Linked DNA regions of Homo sapiens: region 1 is linked to region 2. A link is an interaction called in ENCODE POLR2A ChIA-PET data of the cell type or tissue named here. Cell type or tissue: OCI-LY7. All regions are shown on one strand. Each heading gives the region's core, and the rest is flanking DNA. Links, peaks and the distances in the headings are about the cores only. Region 1 has its middle 270 kb from the start of NR5A2. Region 2 has its middle 50 kb from the start of NR5A2.

Evidence for each region. ChIA-PET counts read pairs that join two places held together with the same protein. Peaks named below come from ENCODE experiments on the same cell type or tissue, not always from the same donor. Only the 100,000 strongest peaks of a DNase experiment are listed, where the experiment ranks them.
Region 1: POLR2A ChIA-PET joins it to region 2 with 5 read pairs; 6 of 35 experiments call an interaction of 5 or more read pairs at or near these places.

What each region holds. Positions count from the first base shown.
Region 1 is chr1:199,751,791-199,754,603 of GRCh38, reverse strand. It overlaps the pseudogene RIDAP1. Among named protein-coding and RNA genes, the nearest start is that of NR5A2, 270 kb to the left of the region's middle. In OCI-LY7, for the core only: no CTCF peak of the experiment used is centred there; no DNase peak of the experiment used is centred there.
Region 2 is chr1:199,976,461-199,979,273 of GRCh38, reverse strand. No RefSeq gene overlaps it. Among named protein-coding and RNA genes, the nearest start is that of NR5A2, 50 kb to the left of the region's middle. In OCI-LY7, for the core only: no CTCF peak of the experiment used is centred there; DNase peaks (open chromatin) are centred at 1,473 and 2,053; H3K4me3 peaks cover 1,697 bases; H3K27ac peaks cover 2,500 bases.

The DNA.
Region 1 (2,813 bases), core at 221-2,720, 220 kb after region 2:
TGTGATACAGTTAGTAAAGCTGTCTACATGCTCTGATGTGTATGAAGTAACTGCGAACACTGATTCATTTACCAACACTGCTTAGAGTGAAGCATATCTCTGCTACTTATCAAACTCTTGACAAGTGGTTTCCATATTTCATATTCCATGTTGTGTATCTCCTATATTCCAAGTTCTCCATAGAGAACAGGATGAGAACTGGAAAAGTCTGATCAAGGTGACCAGTGGAAAGGGGGAGAATGTTGTTAATCACTAAAGGGGAGCCAGGGAGTTCTGTGGCGATACTGGGGCTTCTTGAATCCTTGTTGTGGTGGCTCAGGGGTTACTGCAAGGGTGCAAGTGACAATAGTACACAGCAGTATTTCCTAGACCTGTGAGCAGATCTAGGTATCACTTAGATAGTGATATCTAAGAGATTACTTCTTGGGTGTTTTTAAGTTTTTAAATAATGAGTTATGTGGCAAGAATTACACATTCTTACATATATTTTTATACAGGTGATCAAACATAATCATTAGGATATAGAGTTTAGAAGTAACATAAAATACAAGCAGTTAAAACAGTCTAATAAGTTGTTTGCACAGAGGCCTACAGATACAGTTGATCACTGCTTAGTTTTAAGTGAATAAATAGGAATGCTTTATTCTCTTCTAGTCATTTAACAAACATTTATTGAGTATCCACTGTGAACAGAAAATGTTTTACATACTGCAGATAAAGCAGTGAAAAAGATAGGCAAGGACTCTGTTTTAGCTGAGCTTATATTCCAAATGTGTGTGTTGAGGTAGGGAGAAGGTTGCCAAGAACTGTGAAGAGCCTGAGATTTTGCCATACTTGCAAGCTAACAAATTGGCCAGCTACAGTTTCATGACCTCTGGATTAGCGACAAAGTATAGTTTATTATTAACAGCCATGCAGTAGCCAAGTAGCCATTATTTTCCTTGTGCTGGTTCCATGAACCCCAATACTCACAGGGCAATGTGAAGCAGGCCAGTAAACACCTACATCTGCAGTGAGTTATGTTACAGGACCGTGATTTTAAGCTTAAGGAACCCTAATGTTTTATAATGGGCAGTAACTATGCATGTCCTTTACTTTTAGGGAGACACTCATTCTCTCTTCCTGTTTATAAGTAAACCTGCCCTTTGCCCTGGAGGGGGACACTGTGTCTAATTTCAAATTTTATTCACTGTTTTTTTTTAATCTGCATGTCTATTTTATTTCCATTAGAAAAATATTATCTGTCTACAATTTTGGTCCACTTTCTTCTTGACCTCTACCATTCCAATTTAAATACTTTAATTTTACCCAAATAAAAGCAGAGTCACACATCTGACATGAGAACAAAATGTTTCATGTCATTAAATTAGTTTGAATTAGGTGTGCTCGTTTATTTCTTAGAAAAAATAACTCATCTTTCCTACTTATTATTTTCCTTTTATTTATTTGAGTCGCTCTTTGGTAATGAGTATCTCTTTCCTACATTCAGTAATATGGGTGTAAATAATAATAATTTATTACATCAGTAACTGGATTAATCATCTAATCTTCAACTCGTGCTTAGCTCTCCATATTCTATGGTATTTCCATAATAACTTCAGATATTTTAGTCAAACTCACATTTTCATCAGTTCTAAAAATTAAGATGTTATATCAATTGTAAAAGTCAAGATGTGAAAAATTTCAGACTAAATAACACCGGGCCACTTATAGTCATGCCGTTGTGAGAGGTGCTTGGTCAGTTACTTCCTCAATTTCAGCTTGGCCTCCTTTGGGCAAAGCAGCAACCAGGTAAGCAGCACTTGCAGGAAAACTACTCTTGAAGTACTGTTTGTAGATTTCATTGACAGTAGGGAAGTCATTTATGTCAGCCAACAAAACAGTTGTTTTTACTGCATTAGTGAAGTCACAGCCTGCAGCTTTCAGAATTTTACTCATGTTCTTGCTTAGCTTCTTTTGCTAAACAAGCCCTCTTGGCACAAGCTGTCCACTTAAAGGGTTCATGCTTATCTGTCCTGAAATGTAAGTTTGTCCTGACTAACACAGCTTGACTGTAGGGCCCAATGGCCGCTGGGGCTTTCGTGGTGCTGATCGCCTTTCTGATTAAGGATGACCTGGCTAACCCTTCTCTCTTGTGGCCCCTCCAGGAGAACTCCCTGTACAATTCCTGCTTGCTTCTTGCCTGACTGACCTATTCACTGTTCTGAAAAGATTGTAGTGGCTCTGCTTGCAAGATGTGCAGAAACATGAGAGACCCTCCAACAGTGGACAGAGAGGAGATAGTCATATTTATACTGAAATATTTATGTGAACTACAAAGTATATTGAACTCAGGCAAATCTCAGTTTTGACTAGTGATTTACATCAGTGATACTGGTTCCCAGTATCAGTTTCTGCAGTCTTGTGAAAGAGCATGAACTCCGTATTACCTGGTGGACTGACCCAGTGCCATGTGAGCAATGTGGATCATGAGCAATGTGTGGATCAGGATTCACTTTTCCACTCTATGTCTCACTGTCTGTGTCACTTGGACTGATTGCATAGATTCTCTAAATCTGTTTCTTATAAACTGGGAGTAATAAAACCTGTCTGATGGAGTTATTGGAAGATTAAATAAATAACATTTATAAAATACTTAGCATAAAGTCTAGATACAATAAGCATTCAATAAAGGGTAGATAGTTTTGTTTACTATCATAGGTGTCATAGACTCTGCTTTTAAATTTAATCCTTATAACAACACTGTAATATGATCTTCATTTTATAAATTAGGAAATGGAGACTCAGAGATTTGTCTGAGGTTACCGGCTAAT
Region 2 (2,813 bases), core at 112-2,611:
TTCAACATTTGGCAAGCTGATGCAGAGGTCCCTGGAAACCCAACAGCTGGAGGCAGCAGGTTAGATCTCAGTCAGGATGAGGTTTTCCTTACACTTTTGGTGTTAGTTTTTGGTTCACCTCCACTCTCTCCCTGGTTGAGAAAATTCAGGCCCACAGTTCAGGGACTCAAGGGGTTTGTAATGAGACCTAAGAGGTGGCAAAGGACTGCATTTGTTTATTTTGTCTATCTGTTCTGTGTCACAAAGTTCTCTCATCTCAGACTTCTTATAAACATTTTGACATTCTGTTGAATTTTTCCAAATTTCTTCCATCTGGGAAAGTTGAGTATTTTTGAGACAACTGTGACCATCTTGTCCACCTTCAAACTCTGAATAGTCAGTTGCTAACTAGAGAAAAAAGTATAACATATACTTGCTGAGTTGAGTCATGCAGATTTTCTGTTTTGAAAGAACATTAACAAACAAAGTGGACATTGATACTAATGAAATACAAAGAGAAGTGATTATTTCTGTCGCCAGCTGTCAAAATTATTTTTGTTGTTTATAAAGTCTCAATCCTCCAGGGACTGTTCCATAATCATGCAATATGTTCAAGAGGAAAAGCCCGCATGCTCACACATGGGCTGCCGGCCAGTGTTCTCCCGTGGGCCTCGGATCTGCAAAGGCTATTGAAGCTAAATTACATCACCTGTGGCCAGCAGGACCCTATTGTCCTGCAGAGGCTTGACACATTGTTTTCCTATGGTACCCCTAAGCCATTGGAACTCGGAGTCTATAATGCCTTCTTTTGATCAAATGCCTTATTTCTAAGATTCTGGGACGTCATAAAGAAAGGAGCTCTTTCAGGAACTATTTAAAGTTGAGTTTCAAGGTGAATACTACATCTCATGATGTTATGTTTATTGTACACCTCTCGTAAGGACACTAGCACTTTCAGGGAAACTCAGCTAATGGATTCAGATAGGATTAATTTTTACATTTTTGGTTCTCTCTCTTTCCTGCTCTTTTTTTTTCTCTTTACATTCAATGTTTATTATTATTATTGTTTTACTTTATTTTTTTGAGACAGGGTCTCACTCTGTTGCCCAGGCTAGAGTGCAGTGGAGTGATCTCGGCTCATGCAACCTTTGCCTCCTGGCTTCAAGCGATTCTCCTGCCTCAGCCTCCTGAGTAGCTGGGACTACAGGCACGTGCCACCACGCCTGGCTAATTTTTTGTATTTTTAGTACAGACAGGGTTTCGCCATGTTGGCCAGGCTGGTCTCGAATTCCTGACCTCAAGTGATCTGCCCGCCTTGGCTTCCCAAAGTGCTGGGATTACAGGTGTGAGCCACCACACCTGGCCTTGAAAATTCCCCAATTATTGAGGAAGGAGAAAAAAATCTTTTGCTCACTGTCAGTAGAAAAGAAGCTGCTTCTAGCCAGATTTACACATACAAAGTAAAGTCAAGAATTTAAGGAACTGAAAGATTAACGTTCTCTTGAAACAGATATTTGAGGTCAAAGTGGTTTGTTTTTTTTTTTTTGCATCTGAATTCTCTAGTTAATTGCCACAATACTTGCTTTTAACTTGCTTATGGGGGATTTAACCCATTAAAATGGAGCAGCCAGGCGCGGTGGCTCACACCAGTAATCCCAGCACTTTGGAAGGCTGAGGCAGGAGTTTGAGATCAGCCTGGCCAACATGGTGAAGCCCCGTCTCTACTAAAGATACAAAAAAATTAGCCAGGTGTGGTTGTGGGCACCTGTAATTCCAGCTCTTTGAGAGGTTGAGGCAGGAGAATCGCTTGAACCCGGGAGGTGGAGGTTGCAGTGAGCTGAGATTGCGCCATTGCACTCCAGCCTGGGCAGCAAGAGCAAAACTCCGTCTCAAAAAAAAAAAAAAAAAAAGAAGCAATTGAGAAATGGTCTTCAGACTTCAGGCACTGTAGGCCCGCTGCCTCGGGTTACTCAGGTCCTGCATTTGCTCATTAGATCACAAATATTTACTGGGCACCCACCTCCTGCCAGGCACTGTCTGAGACCTGGTCCTGCAGCAGGGAACTAGACAAACTAGGTGCTTGCTCTCGTGGGATTTATATTCAAGTGGGATAGAGAGCAAAAAGAAAGAATCAAGATTTTTAGAAGCGTGTGGTTATTATCAGATGGGTGGTTACATCACTGTGGAAGGCAGGCGTGTGGATCTTGCTTTAGAAGGAGTGGTCAGGGAAGGCCCCACCAGGGAGCTTCAGTGAGAAGCAGCTGGCTATGTAAATATGTGGGGAAAACTGGGTTTCAGGCAGAGGGAACACTAAATGTAAAAGATCCTGATTCCGGAAAGGTTGGCTGTGTCATCTACTGGATTTCCTCGATTTTACTCAATCTCCTGTTTGTTAATCTAGGCAGATACTATATACAATTATCTGGGGAGTAGCCATTATTAGCCATAGTCCTTGGAGATGAAAAAGGACTTTGCCTTCTTCCATTACTCTGCATAGATGTCAGTCTCATCTAAGAGATCGTGGGAGGGGAAAGCTTTTAAGAGGGCCTGACAGCCTTAAGGAGCACAGTTTGATTTTCCTTGAGTGTGCTAATGTTAGCACAAATACTGGCTGTGCTGCCAGCATATTTCCACACACGTGGCTACAGGGATGATGGAGGTAGTCATTTATTGATTTGAGTTAGTTGCAACATTGTTTCCTTTTAACTAGAAAACTCATGTTCTGACAATTTCTTTCCGGGAGTTCCCTAGGGAGGGAATTTTTATGAGAATTATCTTCTGTCTTGATTTCTTACAGGTTGATGCTCAGGAAAGCAGTCAAATTGACTAGGTGG